Linked DNA regions of Homo sapiens: region 1 is linked to region 2. A link is a loop called in an ENCODE intact Hi-C map of the cell type or tissue named here. Cell type or tissue: sigmoid colon. All regions are shown on one strand. Each heading gives the region's core, and the rest is flanking DNA. Links, peaks and the distances in the headings are about the cores only. Region 1 overlaps MPP1 (MAGUK p55 scaffold protein 1). Region 2 overlaps GAB3 (GRB2 associated binding protein 3).

Region 1 (8,663 bases), core at 1-8,000, 70 kb after region 2:
CAAAAATGATATAGCCACCTGGAGGAGGAGGAGGAGGACGAGGAGGAGGAATAGGCCTGAAGTGGGCTTATGGAAGGGTCTGCTGAAAATAGGGGATAGCTGCATTCCAGTCACACCCAGAGGTGACCCTCAAAGACAGTAGGGAGGGAAGATCTTCCCAATAGGCAGAACTGTGAGGAGTGTGCCATTCACTGTGTGGGGAAGGAGAAGGGTCCCTAGATGGGAATAGATGGTATGCCTGAGCAGTGTCCACTGGCCTGCCCAAGGCCTAGAAAAGGACTAGAAGATGAGAGAGAAGGAAGTCTGGAGTAGAGGCTTACATCATTTCTAAGGGACTCTGATTTCTAAGTAGAAACTTTGATAAGATGGTGAGGTTTGGGCCAGGTGCAGTGGCTAACACCTGTAATCCCAGCACTTTGGGAGGCCAAGGTGGGGAGATCGCTTAAGCCCAGGAGTTTGAGACCAGCCTGGGCAACATGGTGAAACTCCTGCCTCTGTAAGAAATTTTAAAATTAGCTGAGTGTGGTGGTGCAAGCCTGTGGTCCCAGCTACTCAGGAGGCTGAGGCAGGGGGATTGCTTGAGCTCAGGAGTTGGAGGCAGCAGTGAGCCATGATCACACCACTACACTCCAACCTGGGCAACAGAGGAAGACCCTGTCTCAGAAAAACAAACAAACAAACAAACAAACAAAAAACATGGTGAGGTTTGAAGTAGTATTCGCTATCAGGTGACCTCAAATGAGGGAAGTACTGAGAAAGAGAAACTGCCTTCTCTAGCAACTAGAACTTCAAAAAACTCACATGACACCAAGTCATATGGCATTGCTGTTATAACAAAATTGTCTAAGATAGGCTTATATTTAAAAAATTGACTTATGATACCCGGGATACACCATGTAGGTAGGAAAAGGAGGTTCTGAGGGTGATCTTGAAGATTTATTGTTAAGCAAAAAATAATAATAATGTGATGAAGGGTATACTAGCTTCATCATAAACAGTGAAAGAATGATTATATTCATATTTGCTTAAAAATCCATAAACTGGCCAGGTTCAGTGGCTCACACCTGTAATCCCAGCACTTTGGGAGGCTGAGGTGGGAGGATCACCTGAGGTCAGGGGTTCGAGACCAGCCTAGGCAACATAGTAAAACCTCGTCTCTACAAAAAATAAAAAAATTAGCCGGGCATGGTGGCGTGCACCTGTAATCCTAGCTACTCGGGAAGCTGAGGCAGAAGGATTGCTTGAGCCCGGGAGGTCAAGGCTGCAGTGAGTTGTGATTACACCACTGCACTCTAGCCTGGGTGACAGAGTGAGACCCTGTCTCAAAAAATAAAATAAATGAAAATACATAAACTATGTCTGGAAGGAGACATAAGAAACAGTGGTTGCTTCTAGGGAGAGGAACTGGGTGGCTATAAGATGGGGTGAGAAGGAAATTGTTTTCACTGTGTATCAAGTTATACCTTTTAAATTATGTATTATGTGCTTGTGTTACTTTAATAAAATAAATTAGTAAAAGAATTTTCCAAAGTGATTGGGACTCAGGTTCAAGTACTTGTGTGGATCTTGTCCTGCCTCAACCTTGACCCTGTTTAAGTAAGAGTAAACGGGAGGAGGGAAATAGAAACCCACAAAAAGTCATCAGGGTTGAAGGATTTCTTTCTCTTTGTTTTTTTTCCTTTTCTTTTCTTTTCTTTTTTCTTTTTTTGAGAAAGAGTCTCACTCTGTCACCCAGTCTAGAGTGCAGTGGCGTGATCTCGGCTCACTGCAACCTCCGCCTCCTGGGTTCAAGCGATTCTCCTGCCTCAGCCTCCCGAGTAGCTGGGATTACAGGCAAGCGCCACCACACCTGGCTAATTTTTGTATTTTTAGTAGAGACGGGGTTTTACCATGTTGGCCAGACTGGTCTGGAACTCCTGACCGCAAGTGATCCACCTGCCTCGGCCTCCCAAATCTGCTGGGATTACAGGCATGAGCCACCATGCCCGGCCAAGATTTCAATAGCTTTCCAGAAGACAGAAAGCAGATGGAGGAATGACCAAGGAGAGTTGAGACAGCTAGAGCCTAGAATGTGCATACAGGAGGCACCAGCCAAAGAGGCTGGGAAGATTAGTTTAGTTGAGCATCTTGCCATCCCAAACAAGATCAGGGATATGTAAGTGAGAAGTGGGATGTTGGATTGGCAACCAGTTATAATAATCTAAAAACCACTTATTGATTTTTACTTTTTAGAACTCACTTAGAAACAAATCATGAAACAAATAACAGACTGTAAATATCAGCACCATGACAATATTAAGGTACACATGTCCATGATAGGAAGTTGGCAGGTAAAAAGGGGAGAAAAATCGAAAGGAAGAGGCCTGTAATCTTGTTCTGTTACAAAGTGGGGAGTCAAGAAGTAGGATCTGCATTGGTTGGACAATAAATGAAGGAGTGAATGCATTACATAAAGTTCCAAGCCAGGTGTGGTGGCATGTGCCTGTAGTCCTAGCTACTCGTGAGGCTGAGGCAGGAGGATCATTTGAGCCCAGGAGGTCAAGGCTGCAGTGAGCTATGATAGCACCACTGTACTCTAGCCTGGGCAACAGAGCGAGACTCTATCTCTGGAAAAAGAAAAGAAAAAATCTCCAAAGCAGAAGTTGCAAACTGTTTTATTTCGACCACATGTCTCTGTTTTGTTTAGTAAAAATCAGGGGACTCCAACTTCTTTTTAAAGTATCAGAAGATCTGGCATCGCTCTCCAGGTGGCCCCAGCTCTCACATTCCTTACTGATGCCTCAGCCAGAAGCCAGTGTTGGCTACCGATCACCCTATATCTGGGGTGTTATTTTTCTCATACACGAGTGCTTTCACTCACTTGGTCCATGTAGGTTACACTAAAAGCACGTATACATGATGGAAAGGTACAGACCCATGAAAAGCTAAAATAATTTTGAAAAACAAGAGAGTAGGAAGACTCAGTCTGCACAGTTTCAAAACTTACTGTAGTATAGTCTCAGTAAAGACTATGTGGTATAGACATGCAGATCAAGGGAACAGGATAGGGAACCCAGAAACAGACCCACAGAGATATGCCCAGTTGATTTTTAACAAAGATGCAAAAGCAACTCAATGGTGCTGCAGCAATTGGAAACTCATCACCAAAAAGGGAAATGCTGACCTGAACCTTACCTTCTAAAATGGATATGGACTTACATGTAAAGTGCAAAACTAGAAAATATATTTGAAAAAAATAGAAGAAACTTGTCAGGATCTAGAGCTAGGCAAAAAGTTCCTATACATGACATCAAAAGCAGAATCCATTAAAGGAAAAATTGGTAAATTGGACCTCATCAAAATGAAAAACTCTTGTTCTGTGAAAGCCCACATGAAGATTGTGAAAATACAAGCTACAGACCGGGAGAAACATTTACAAACCACATATCCAATAAAAGACTGGTATATAGAATATAAAAAGAGAGTGCTCAATACTCAACAGTAAAAACGAACAATCTAATTAGAAAATGGGCAAAAAACATGAACAGATATTTCACCAAAGAGGATATATAAAGATGGCAAATGAGGATATAAAAAGATATTCAACATCATTAGCCATCAGGGAGAAATGCAAATTAAAACAACAATGATATATCACTACACATCTATCAGAATAGCTGAAATAAAAAAATAGTGACAATACTCATAACTGGTGAAGCTGAGGGAAAATTGGGCATCTCATACATTGCTGGTGGGAATGTAAGTGATATGGCTTCCATAGAAAATAGTTGAACACTTTATTAAAAAACCAAACACACAACTACCATAAAACCCAGGGATGACACTCCTGGATATTCACCTAGAGAAATGGAAATTTATGTTCACTCAAAAGCCTGTACATGAATGCTCATAACAGCTTTATTTATAACAGCCAAAATCTATAAAGAACCAAAATACAGGTGAACAGTTAAAGCGTGGTACATCCATACCATGGAACACTTCTCAGCAATTAAAACAAAAAACACTATTGATACTAAAACAACTTGGGATCCAGCTCAAAGGCATTATCCTGACTGAAAGAAAGCTAATCTATTTCAAAACATCACATACTATATGATTCCACTTATATAACATTCCTAAAATGACAAAATCATAGAGACATTGAACAGAGTAGTGACTGCAAGGAGTTGCGGGGATGGGGTAGGGAGGAAGACAAGTGTGACTATAAAGCGACAGCAGGAGAGAGGCCTTTGTGGGGATGGAACAGTTCTCTATCTTCATTGTGGTGGTGGCTAGAGGAATTTTATTTTATTTTATTTATTTTATTTTTTTGAGACAGACTTTCACTCTTATTGCCCAGGCTGGAGTGCAATGGCACGATCTCGGCTCACCACAACTTCCGCCTCCTGGATTCAAGCGATTCTCCTGCCTCAGCCTCCCGAGTAGCTGAGATTACAGGCATGCACCACCACGCCCGGCTAATTTTGTATTTTTTGTAGAGATGGGGTTTCTCCGCATTGGCCAGGCTGGTCTTGAACTCCCAACCTCAGGTGATCCGCCCGCCTCGGCCTCCCAAAGTGCTGGGATTACAGGTGTGAGCCACCATGCCTAGCTATGTCATATTCTTCTTATCCAGCTTTATTACAGTGATTGCTTTTTACATGTCAGCCTTTAAATTAAAGACTCAGCAAAGCTTACTAGAGGCAGAACCATTCCAGCTGGAAAAGTTCAAGAGTTGCCATCCCAAAGGTTGGTCTTTCAGATGTGCTTATCCAACAAGACGTTCCTCTTTACGATGACTAAGAGTCACTATCACGCTTACCCAGAAGTTGCAAATGATGACTAAGAAAAACGGAAACTTCCAACGTGGTAACTAAAGTACACACTTGCAACAGTAAGTTTTCCAAAAGCAAAGCACAATTTTCTCCACCGTGAACTTGTCCCTGAGCCACCCTGTCTTCATGAGACTCTCAGAAAGGGAGGGTCAGCTCTCTGTGACCTCATCTTACAGAACTCCTTCAACTAGTCCCCATGTCTCCTCATTACTGACACATCATAGGAGAAAAGATATGCAGACATATACTGTCAGTGACATGAGTAATGCTGAACAAATAATAAAGGTCAAAGGTACTAGATTCTATTTCTCAGAGTTCAGTTCACAACCTCCACATCATCCTCTCAAAGCAGCCACCATCATCTGTAGTGGATATAGGAGGCCACAGAGCTATGGCAGGCCTGCCCCTGACCAGTGACAAGGCAGGGCGGAAGTGGCTCTGTTAAGGATGACTGCTGGGATTCAGGAGGAGCCAGGGAATAAACACTCACCCAGGACTCCATGTCTGGCCTTTGTTCTGCAGCCTCTGGCCTTTAATCAGACAAAGTGCTGGAGTGGCAATGCCTGCCGCTCTGAAAGCCCCTTCAGAGGAAACATCTGCAGCAGGGTTCAAAGGGCAGAGGCAGTTGCTCAAAGGAAGCTGGAATTTAAAAAGAGATGAAAAACAAACTTGGCGGGGGGCGGGCGGTGGCGGGGGTGAATAGAGCAGGGGCAACTGAAGTTGGCTTTCTAATCCAAACAATTAGATTAAGTGACAGTGAACATAGGAAAGAACAAATATTTGCTCAGCCTACTGTTAGGCTCTTTGCCAACTGCTCCCACGTGGAGACTTAGAAAGCCAAGTCCAAGAAGGCGAGATGATGCCAGACAGCTGCCCAGCAAGCCCTGGCCCCAGGTGCTCGCAAATTCCCTCTCTTTGCATGGGCAGTATCCTATTCCACTTTGGGAAAAAACAAGAGAAACTGAGAAAGCCAAGGGTATTCTGAAGTATTAGAAAGAGATTAGCACTGTTTAACCACAAATGACAGGAACTAGGGAGAGAGGAAGGCCTAAGAGCCAGGATATTCTGGCAGGTACTGTCTTAAAATCATACATTAACCAGGTGCTTTGCTTCTCAGGTACTAAATCCATCTGGGAACACATACATCAACCTAAAGGCCAAGTCTCTAGAGATCCCTTCCCAACGAGCTTTTTCTACCCCATGCTCTCAGTACACATGCAAAGGCTTTTGCTTCCACTGGGGAAAAAAAACAACAGGAAACTCAAGTAGCACCGTTCCACACAGCAGAAACACAGGGCTGCAGATACCTGGCACTGAGTCCCCACACTGCCATTAAACCAGTGCCGGAGCTGTGTGCAAATAACAACACTCGTTAAATCAAATGCTCATCCCCATTCTGTGGTCAATATTTGAAGACATGAAATGGTTCAGAAACCTGTCTGAGCTTAAAGGATGAGTAAGCCTCAGACTCCAGAAGTTAAACTATAAGCATGGACTTTGGAGTTTGTGCAGGTACATGGAGAGAATGCAGGTGCTGTGTCCCTCACATAAAGGCTGCCTCTGCACTGTGCAGAATATTCAGAGATGATGGCAGGTGCTAAGGAGGAAAATAAAGCAGAAAAGGCCTCGCAAGGAAGATAACTTTTGAGGGAAAACCTATTATGTGTTTTGTTCATGTATATTTCTTCATATGAAAGAAAAAAAGAAAAGCAAGACTATGTTACGAAAGTTCCTCTTCCCCTCCTCTGGCGTCACTTCCCCTACCCCAGCCAATTTTGGAAATATGGCTATTTAGTCTTGCCTTTCTACACTCCACACCCAGAGTTCTTTTTTAGCAACACTGAAAGGTTAGAGACAACTCACTGCTTAGGAGAAAAATCTCTGCATCAACTAATTTTGTCTCCCCTCTTGACACTGTCTCAGGACATTATTGATTGTCACAACTTAGCGGCGAGGTATTACTTTTTACAACAGAATTATCAGACCCAAAGTGTTAACAGTGCCCAGGTTGGCAAACTCCAATTTAAGGGAATTGATCTTAACCTGAAATATCTGTTCCTGGTATTCTATTATACTTCAGTGTCTTGTGTAGGGAGAACAAATGAGTTAGAAAAGAATAGAACGTTCATGATGAAACTCAAATCTGCTTAGCCACAATAAAAGCAGATTCTTATCTGCAAGGTATCCTAAGCCCTTCCAGTTTTGAAAAAAAAGTCATGAAAGGCCCAGGGCGCTGGATCATACCTGTAATCCCAGCACTTTGGGAGGCCGAGGCAGGCGGATCACCTGAGATCAGGAGTTCGAGACCAGCCCGGCCAACATGGCGAAAACCTGTCTCTATCAAAAATACAAAAATTAGCCAGGCGTGTTGGCAGGCGCCTGTAATCCCAGCTAGCTGGGAGACTGAGGCAGGAGAATCGCTTGAACCTAGGAGGCAGAGGTTGCAGTGAGCCAAGACCACACCCCTACACTCCAGCCTGGGTGACAGAGCAAAACTCTGTCTCAAAAAAAAAAAAAAAAAAAAAAAAAAAACAAAAAACAGAAAAAAGTCATGAAGTTCCTGGAAGTGAAGGACAGGAAAGGCAGACTGGCTGAGACCACACCACATACTGGGGAAATTGGGCAGAGGACTAAATAATTTGAAAATTACACTTTACTTTCTAGTATCAGTTCTGTGAAAAGAAAAGCCTTGAACGGAACCATTTCCTTTGCAAAGGAAACAGCAAGATCCAAGTCTGCAGCGAAAGTTCTTTCTCAGGTGAAATTATAACTAGTCAGAAGCAGAGTCAGTGATCATGCACACCGTAGACTCAACCTCCTGCCATCGCAGAAGGTGCCGCACTCGGCATGCACCTTGGTGTCCGTGCACAGGCTGTTCCCTCTGCCCAGGTACCACCTGCCAGTTACAGCCTAGGTACTGCGAAATGCAAGAGCCCACTGTGCTGGGTGCCCCTCCTTGCTCCACAGCGCTCCACAGCTGCTTCTATCACATCACCACCACACTACTGTATTTGTTTCCATGTCTGCGTCCTTCCTTATTTGCCTCTTAGTTCCAGCAGCAGACCTGGAGTAGGCAACAAACAACACTGCGTCACACTCAGTGACCACCAGCGGGGAGTAATGCTGCATGTGATGGCCTAAGAACCAAGAAACAGGTTTTCTTGGTGGAAATTTGCCTGGAGCCTGACTTATCTGTTAGGTGATTTTTTTTTGATGTGGGATAGGCCCAAGAGAATTTTCAGGGATTCTCAACCAATTGCTTCAGGTCCTGGGGAAAGTGTTGCTTCAAACAGGCCCGAAGAGAAAAGCAGTATTGGGAATTTTACAACTACTTTTATGTGCATTAATGGATACTGCTGTGAAGAACAAGGCCAGAGAGAGCTAATAAAATTAGTTTCTCCATTAACCTGCCTAGACCACATTGAAAAGAAAAAAAAAATTAGTTTATCCAAGGAAGGAGATATACTTAAATAGGGGAGATAGGCTACATTCAAACCTATTGCAAAATTACCTTTAGACAATATTCTTTCAGTATTAAATGTGGATTATAATTGGAAGTGAAACTTTGTTTTGAATCGGTAGCCTTTTTCCATAAAGTGACACCTTTAAATGAAACTTTCAGCAAAATAATTTTATAATTTCTATTGAAGCCAACAACTTCCTCACAGGTTTTCCTGCTTCAAATCTTGCCATTATAGGAAAACTTTCTGACTGCTACTACTGGGCAGGCAGCTCCTAGGGAGATACTGGGTCATTACCCTGGATGTCCCAGTGTGGCTCAAGGTCCTTGTCAAGCATTATCTCATGTAAATGTTGCCACAACCTTCCAAACTTGCCAGTTTCATAAAG
Region 2 (9,652 bases), core at 1,026-9,025:
ACAAGTATCCATAACAGTAACTTAGAGAAATGGAGTACAAAAATGGGCAGGGGGAGGCACTGAATTGAAAGTCAGGAGACCTGAATTTGAATTCCGATTCTACTTTCTGTGTGACTTTGAGCACACAGTACTTGAGTAACTCAACTTCTGCAAACCTCAGTCCTGTCATCTGTAAATGTAAATAGTAAACCCTGGCCTGTCACCCTTATGGTATGATTGTAGTGAACCAATGAGAAACAATGGCAAAACATTATCAATGTAAAAGTAACTTATAAAACGACAATGTGGGCTGGGTGCGGTGGCTCACGCCTGTTATCCCAGCAGTTTGGGAGACCGAGACGGGTGGATCACTTGAAGTCTGGAATTCGAGACCAGCCTGACCAACATGGTGAAACCCCGTCTCTACTAAAAATACAAAAATTAGCCAGGTGTGATGGCACGCACCTGTAATCCCAACTACTCAGGAGGCTGAGGCAGAATTGCTTGAACCCAGTATGTGGAGGTTGCAGTTAGCCGAGATTGGGCCACTGCACTCCAGCCTGGGCAACAGAGTGAGACTTCATCTTAAATAAATAAATAAATAAATAAATAAATAAATAAATAAATAAAAATAAAATGACAATGTGACTGTTGGCCCCCAGGGCTCATGGCATCACTTGCCTTGGGGAAACTGCTTCTCCCCTTCTGGAGCCCATGTCTCCATACTATACAATGATGAGCTCTGAGGGCTTTTCCAGCTCTGACCATCGAAAGATCCACTTCCCATCAGCCTTTCCTGCCACAGCAACCAAGCTGACTCATTACCACCGACCAGTATCATCTCTAACAACAAAACCCTGCAATATCCTGTAACCTTGTGGAAAGGTGTTTGTGCTAATTTCTAGTCTCCTCCAGGAAGGTGTGTTTAGGTCACAGGCTTGTTAGTTTTTAAAAAATTGTTAGAGAACAGTTTAATCCCATTCTTCTGAGAGTAAAAGCTACACATTGTTCTCATCTTAAAACAATCCAACTTGCTGATTACATAGTTAACAAACATCTCCAAGTTTGTTTCTTAATGGAGTGAACAAAGGTGCGAGTACCTGCAAGGCTGAAGTGGGTCCTATGCAATGGCAGGTGTCACCGCCCCCCCAAATTCATATGTTAAACTCCTAAGCCCCCAGTATCCCCGAATATAAACTTATATGGAAATAGTCTTTAGCAAGTTAAAGTGGGGTCATAATCAAATATGACTGGTGTCTTCATAAAAAGGGGAAATTGGAACACAGAGATGCATAGAAGGAAGACATCGTGAAAAGACACAGAGAGAAGATGGCCATCTACAAGTCAAGGAGAGAAGCCTGGAACACATCCTTCCCTCACAGCCTTGAGAAGGAACCAAATCTGCTGACAGCTCAATTTCAGATGTCCAGCCTCCAGAACTGTGAGACTATAATGACCTCTCTTGTCTAAGCCACCCAGTCTGTGGTACTTTGTTACAGCAGCCCTGGGAAACTAATACACTCTGCAACCTTTATTATGCATCTGAATCACCTGGAAGGACTTCCACTTCCAGCCACATTAGTGTACTGGACACTGAACTTGCCTCCTACCCATAAAACCAATTAGAAAACTAGACCAAATAAATACATGAAATAGACATTAGATGGCAGTCAGTGCAGAGCTATGGCCTCTATAAAAAGGAAAGCAAAAGAGGTGAGTCCCTGATCACCCTGGCTTTCATCCTGTAAGCACTTTCTCAACCATGGCTATCTCACAGAGTTGAGAAAGCAGAGATCGGAATTCTGGGTGGTTGAGGTGGCTAGAATTTGCAGGACAAAGGACCACAGAGAACACAGTTATGTAGAGAAAGAGCTCTACAAATCTACATAGGTGTTTCCCCATGAGACTTTGGCTGAATACTAACATTCATGTGTGTAGAGTGAAACCCTATGAGGTGCATCCTAAAACAACTACTGAAGACCCCCAATCTAAACAACTGCCAGAGCTCACACAGGGCTGGGAGATGTTTGAGTGCTGATCAGCCATAATGGAGAGACCTGGAACATTCAGTAGAGACTCAAAGAGAGGCCACATCTTAGAAGCAGGAGTAAGGCCAAACTAGCCCTAGAGTACAGGCTGCTCTAGACTTGCCCTAAGAAAGCTTAAAAAGAAGGCTTGGAATGATCAAGTTCATCAGCAAGGTAATGAATTGCTGGCCAAAACAAAAATTCAACACTCTAAGGAAAGACAAAAGCAGACACTCAACAATATAATATTTACAATGAAAACACCCAAGAAATTACTAAATATGCAAAGAAGCATAAAAATATGACTCATAACCAAAGGAAAAATCAGTCAATAGAAAGAAACCTAGAAATAACAGAGATGATAGAATAAGCAGACAACTTTGAAACAGCTATTATAACATTTGAGATTTAAAGGAAAATACGAACATAATGAGAGAAATGGAAGTTACAGACAAGAAAAAAATGGAACATGTGTAGGTAAAAAATACAATATCTGAAACAAAAAAAATACACTAGATGGGCATAATAACATCTCAGACTCTGAAGAAGTGATCATCAAACCTGAAGCACAGATAGAAAAGCCTGGGAAGAGAGGAATAACCAGAATCACCCAGAGAGCTGTTAAAAATGCACATTCCTGGACCTCACCTCCAGAGATCCTAATTCACCAGGCCTGACTTGGTGCAGAGGTGCAGATCACGATGCATAAAAGTAAGCGGCCACAGATGAAAATAAAAGAGGCTTCATCCAGTCTCATTTCCCTTAACTACCATCTATTTGATGATGGTTTACAAAATTATGTTTCCAATCTGGATCTTTCCCATGAACTTCAGACCCATATAGCCAACCATCTAACTGACATCTCCACTTACATATCTAAGAGGTCTGTCAAACTTAACAGGGCCAAAATGCAGCTTTTATTTCATGGCCACTTAACCCTCTCCTCTCCCAGCCTCTCAGTACCTCCCAATGGTATCGCCATCCTTCCATTCTGTAAATACAAAAACTTTGGAGTGATCTTTGCTTCCACTCTCCATATCCAAACCACTAGTGAGTTCTGTTGACTCTACTTTCAAAACATTCCAAATCAATCCACTTCTCTCCATGCACCACCCCTGCCCCACAACCACCCTAGTCCAAGTCACCATTGTCTTTCACCTGAGTAATTGAAATAGCCTCTTGTCTTCCCACATCCACTCTCAACTCCCCCCATAAATTCATTCTTAACAAAGAAGTCAATAACATTTTAAAATCATAAATCAGATCATGTTGTTCCCTTGGTTAGCACCCTCCAAAGGCTTCCCAATAAATTAATAACAAAACCCAAACTCTTTCACATAGCCTAGAACGTCCCACATGAACTGGCTCTGCCTGTCTCTCCCACTTCACATCTCAGCCACTCTCTTGCTCTTCCACACTGGTCTTTTTGCTGTTCCTGAACATGTAGAATCTCCTCTCCATCTTGGGGGCTTTGCCTTACTTGTTCCTTCTCCATGGAATACTCTGTCACACAGATCCTTGCATGGCTGCCATGCAGATCTCTGCTTCCTGTTATTGACACCTGAACTTAATTGTCATCTCTCAGAGAGACCCTCTCTGATCATCCATATTGAAGTGGCCAGCCACAGTCATTCTCTGCCTCCAGCACTAGAATGTGAGCTCCCGGACAGTAGAGACTTTGTCTGTCTTGATCACTGTTTTATCCTCTGGGCCTAGTAGTGCCTGGCACAGGATAGTTGCTCAGTAAATACTTGTTGAATGAATGAATTGTACATGTGATTTCATGATATCATAGACCTAGGTTTAAAACACTACTCTTGAGGAACAAGACTAGTATTGTAGTTTATAGCAAACCTAATCACCAGAATGTACTCATCACATATTTATGTGCTAGGAGCTGGAGATGTAACAGTGAACCAGATAGACACAGTCTCCAAGCTGGAACTTAGGCTGTCAGGCAAGGCATCATACCAGAGTTTTAACTCAAAACCAGCAAATACTCTATCCAGATATTGCAGCATGTTGTTCAGGATTAAACTGAACAACGAACAAGGCTTAGAAGTTTGGACACGTTCCTCCTGCACTCAATTCTACTTGCACAGTAAAATAAACCTGGCTGGGTTATAGCAAGTTTCACTTCTTTGGCTCCAGAATTCACTCCAATAAAATTGAAGTGGCCCGCCTGGATTGTATCCATTGTCAAAAGACACAGAAATGAACTGAGAAACATCCTGAAAATCTCTGAGGCTGTAAAGAGACACCTCTGATTTAAACTACTTTTCTGGTGAGAGTGATTATTGTCCCTTTGTTTCAGCAGAATTGGCCCTCTGCCCCCTCTGCGGTGGTGAAATCCCAAAGCTGTGAAATCATTTCCTTCACATGTGCACAGGAGGGGTCAGCAACCTGCCTTCAGAGCCAGGCTTTCCAACTCAGGCTGAGGGAGGAGAACCTATACCTATCTGCATTTGGAGCTCTACGTTTTGATCCTTCAATACTGCTGTCATTTCAGCAATGACACTTTTTGACTGAATCTGCCAAAAGGAATTGTGTGGGCCTCTTCCCCTCCTGACCCATGGACGTGCTTCATACTGTCCTGGCCAAGAGCGCCTAGAGCGCCAGGATTTTGGTGCTCAGATTCTGATTGTTCTGATTGCTTACAGGTGTTGGTCTCCTTCTGCGCTGCTTTTTCAGTGGCCTTATTGACCAGGTATAGGAGATGCCTCAGATTAAAAGACAACAAGGAGAAAAAAAAATGTTGCTAAGATCCTACCTGAACCAACTGTGAAAGGCTTTCAAGTTGAATGTAAATTGATGAGACGTTGGAGATGGAACTAGCTTGGGGAGCAGTTGGAGTTACAGATAGAACACAGAAATCCTGGAAACCAAGCCACACCCAGTAAACAGCAACTGGCTCCAACTTTCCCTGGGATCTTAGCCTGTGCTGACCTAAACTGTATGCTCTGTGAAGGCAAGGACGTTGCCCATCTTGGTCCCTAAAGTACCTCCAACATCTTTAACAGTCTTGGCATACAATACGTACTCAATGTGTTGTTGTGGACAGCATGACTGACTAAAGTATGGCTATAAAGGGGCAACACAGGGGATCTTTGTGATGGAACAGTTCAGTATTGGTTTCAGTGGTGGGTACATGACTCTACACAGGTGATGAAATCACACAGAGCTACACATGCACACACATGCACGTGTAAGGGGTGACATCTACAGCTGCTCTTAGAGGGTATCAATGTCATTTGCTGTTGTGAGACCGAACTAGAATTATGCTAGATGGCGACACTGAGGGAACTGGGGGGAAAAGGTGCACTGGTTTCCTGGACATTTCTTTACAACTTCCTGTGAATCTAGTGATTTCAAAATAGTAAGTTTACAAAAAGACACTCAATCCAAAGGAAATTTTAAAAGTGCAGAAAAAGAAACCTAGAAAAGATAGGGCAAATAAAAAGCACAATAAGATGCTTGACTTTAATCCAAAGGCACCCATGATTACTTTAAATGTAAATGGACTCAATGCTCTTGTGAAAAGACATTTATCCAATGCCTACTGTGAACCAAGCCCGGTTGGTTGCAAGGGAAACAGCGAAGAATATGACCCAGGCCCTGCTCCTATGATGCTCGGTGCAATGAACCAAGAACTGGGCCAAATGCTGTTAATGAGTGCCACCTGGATGAGTTCGTAACTGCCAGAGGTTTGGAGTGACGGAAGATGAAGCTAGAGATGTGGCAGTAGCAGACAAGTTGCAAGGAGAATTAACAGGACTGGGTCACCAAATGCATGTGGGCCACCAGGGAGAGGAAAGGATTCAGACTGAATCACAGGGTTCTGGTTTGCAATTAGCAGATAATACTATTGTGTAACATGCTATCAGGGCCTCATGGAACAAGGGCAAATGAGCTTTCACTGATGACATTTCTTTCTCCTACAAGTTTTTATCAATTGACATTCCTAATCTCGTGCAGTGGTCAGGGCAGCTACTACCCTAACTTTCCAGAAAAAGAAACTGGTACTCAGACAGATGAAGTGGCTTTCTCACTGAGTAACAGTGAATCTGAACCCATGGCTCCCCCATTCAGTGTTCAACAACATTGTTTCAAATTATTTGAAATTAAAGAAGAGAGAAAACAGAGCCACAGTAAGGAGAGGGTATGTGCCCGTTCAAGTTGGTTGATGACCCTTCAAGATAGCTTAGAACTTTACCAGGCAAGTTTTCAAGCTGGTTGCTCCTGCCACGCTCTGCAGTTTGCTGTGGGGGTATCTGCAGGGAAACAGTCATGTGCTAGAGCACTTTGGGCACTGTTCTATCACATGGAACTGTCAAAGTTATTTCCTCTGATTTAGCTCTGTATTGCAAAGTTGGATATTTCTGTCCCTTCATGTGCAAACATTCTTTGGAGTCCAGAAGACACAGAGGAAAAGAAGGAAAGAGGAATAAGAATTGCTCTTGTCTGATTTACTGACTTTTCATTTCCTTTGACACCCTTCCTCACCCCTGTTCCTCTGACTATGGACAACTTTCCCCTACCGTGTTTTTCTTGTTCTTGTGTTGCTATTGACATATACTTAGTAGATTCTAGTTACTGTTTAGAAAACCTAACAACTCAATTACTGACTGCCACTTGCAAGGCCCCTAGGAATTTTGGATGTGGTCCCAGAACATGAAATGAAATAAAGCATTTGGTAACAACTTAGAGATTTTTGGTAACCTCCCAAGACCTGCTCCTCTAAGCTGATCTCCCGTTCTCTGCCCAGTAGCTACACCTTGAACGCACTCACGAGGCTGGGGGTTGTTTATGTGTTGCAAAAGGTAAGCATCATTAAAGAAACAGAAATCTGGTTAATTTTCTATTTTCTGCTGAGCTTTACTCAAGAGGGCCCTTTCCCTCCACCTTCTACTTCCTTGCCAAGGGGGGCCACAAAGGTTGGGAGTTTCCAGGAGCAGGTTACACACTTCTCCTCTCTATCCTGGCTCAATGCCACTAGCCCTGGGATTGCCGGTGACCTTTCAGCCTGATGGCCTGTAACCTTCTGCTCCCTGCCAGATAGAGTTGGGACTTGTCCAAGGCGTGGAATAACTTCCTGTGATTGTCCTGAAGATGGCCTGGCCCACAGGATCTGCTTCTATAGCTTGTCAACAGAAGCAGAAAAGTCCTGTATCTCTACAGTATGGTGGGCCTTGGAAGGGAGAATCCTGAGGAGAAATGTTCAGCAAAGATAAGTACACCAAGAGGTCTGTGTTCAAGTACATACATGACATGGACTTGACCTTCCTCATGTATTGTCAACCAAAGTGCCACTGAATATCCTGGCCAGTTTCTCATTATTTCTTGTGTGGCAGAATCTTTGAGGTCATTAAGACCAGCTAATCAAATCTGCAAGTGTTTACAAACCTGGGAGGGTCACTAATATGTTAGGTCAGGATCAGGATGCAAAATTACGGGTTGAAACCATGGGCCAAAACCAACTCAGGAATAAAGTTATTTTAAACTCTGGTAAGTTCTGTGATACATTAAGTGTCTGAGGTGCAGTGGAGGTAATCAAGTCTGGATGGAGAATCAAGGAAGGTGCAATATAGAGGAAGTGACGGCGCAGCTGAACTCACCAGTTGTGTGAGACCAATGTGGTTGAGGGGAGGCTCTTCTAAGCAGAGGTACTTGCAAAACATTAAGAATAACTCCAAAGTGTTAGGTATAATTAGTGGTGATGGTTACACAACATTATGAAGGTACAGTAGTTAATGCCACTGAACTGTCCCCTTACGCGTGATTAAAATGGTCAATATTATGTTATGCATCTTTTCCCACAAGAAAAGTAATGAAAAATGTTACCCTCACACCCATGGGTGTCCGCTAGGGACATTCCCCATTGCCCAAGCTGAGTGCACAGGTGTGGTGGCTCCTGGGATTGTCTCTAAAGGAGTCCATTAACAATGAGAAGATATCAGTACCAGAGTCACAGACAAACATGAAGTAACACAGATCCCTCAAAATATGCAATAGCAATATTAATAGCTAACACGTATATCCCAGGAATTATTCTAAATGCTTTAAATTAAATTAAATCATTTGACGCTCACACAGACCCCATGTGAGTGAATACTCTTTTTAGGGCATTCTATACATATGCAGAAACTGAGGCACACAGAGGTTGAGCAAGTTGCGGTCGGGCAAGAGCGAATATGTAGCAGAGGTGGCCATGAAATCAGATCGTCTGCTTCGGTCTGGTTCCTAATCACAGACTATGTGTGATGTCGAGAAGCTGTCATCCGCTGACTAGAGCTATGTAGGTCAAAGAGCTTAGCACATCAGAAGAGTGAGCAGTGGGTGAGGAGTCAAAGAGGAACCTCATTCCACATGAAGAAAAGCATGAGCTGAATGACTGGGATTGTGGAAGAGTGTGTATTCAGGTTAAAAGGTCTAGGAGAGGAGAAAAATACAACATCATTTTGTAAAAATGAGCTCATAGTCTAGCAAGAGGTCCTCCTATTTTTTTTCCTAAAATACATGAATTTGGAAAGCATTCAGAAAACCTTGTATCTGGTGTTATCGGACATAATATAATCTGACGTTTAATACTGAAGAAAGTCTTTCTCAAATGTCCCAACAGTGCCTGGTGCCTAACAGGGACTCAGTAAATCTTGTTGAATTAATTAATGAATCTCTATCTCATTCCACATATAATAAAAATAAATTCTTCCTGGATTAAACATTTACATTGAAATAAAGAAACTGACAGTACTGAAAAAATAGAGGTGGACACTTACGTAATACTGGCAGCTGGGAAGGCTTTCTAACCATATATGAATTCCTAAAAAGTAGAAATGCTTGAAACACCTAAGTGTTGTGTGTGAGTCTAAGGGTGAGAGGGAAGAAAAGAGATGACAGGGGAAGGAGTGAGCCGTTCTAGAAAGGGTCCCAGCACCCCAGGGTCAGTGGGAAACCCAGCAGTCAGCTACAGCCCCAAATGAATTTTTTCAGGGTGGTTCATCAGTTCTAAGTACTCCTCTGGCTGGAGGAAGTTGCCAAAACCACCTCCGAGCCCCCGGCCAGCACATAACCTTGAGTCAATAGAAGCTGCTCCATCAGAGACCACAGGGCACCAGTGTTTACTTAAGCTCCTGTCTCAGCGTGGGAGAAGTTAAGACCCCAGAGGGCATCTGCCTGCTGACTTATCCCCAGGTACTTGGAGAGGAAAAGAACACTCTCAATTTCAACTTGGTTTCATTACTTGCTTGGCTCAAAGCACATCTGCTAGAAGGAAGAACTCTTTATTGCTTACAGTTCCAGACAAACTCTTGGCCTCTTCACTGTTGACCCAAATGCCCTTTCTTTCCTCCCAAGAATACATGTGCAAGTTAGGGTTCAGAAAATGTTTGCTGAATGAATCAGTGAGCACTGGTCCAGAATATGTCAATATGCACACTCAGATACAACAACACCAACCAGTCTCATTTGCAATTCAATGTATGCTATTTTTTATGTGTCACGTCCCTTTGTGAACTGCTGTGAACTGTCTGTGAACTGCTGTTCATGTATGTTGCCCATTTTCCAATTGTGATGCTGATCTTTTTCTAATCATTGATCAGGATTACTCATAAAAGTGAAGAATATGAACTCTTTGCTTGCCTCGTATG

What was found. Peaks named below come from ENCODE experiments on the same cell type or tissue, not always from the same donor. Only the 100,000 strongest peaks of a DNase experiment are listed, where the experiment ranks them.
Region 1: a loop joins it to region 2, with 9 times the contacts of the local background. A loop is called at or near these places in 2 of 110 quality-filtered maps.

What each region holds. Positions count from the first base shown.
Region 1 is chrX:154,794,441-154,803,103 of GRCh38, forward strand. All of the region lies in intron 1 of MPP1 (MAGUK p55 scaffold protein 1), which reads right to left. Among named protein-coding and RNA genes, the nearest start is that of MPP1, 6.7 kb to the right of the region's middle. In sigmoid colon, for the core only: no CTCF peak of the experiment used is centred there; no DNase peak of the experiment used is centred there; H3K27ac peaks cover 2,225 bases.
Region 2 is chrX:154,723,778-154,733,429 of GRCh38, forward strand. All of the region lies in intron 1 of GAB3 (GRB2 associated binding protein 3), which reads right to left. Among named protein-coding and RNA genes, the nearest start is that of GAB3, 22 kb to the right of the region's middle. RefSeq lists a silencer at 6,977-7,271. In sigmoid colon, for the core only: no CTCF peak of the experiment used is centred there; DNase peaks (open chromatin) are centred at 4,364 and 6,944; H3K27ac peaks cover 4,666 bases.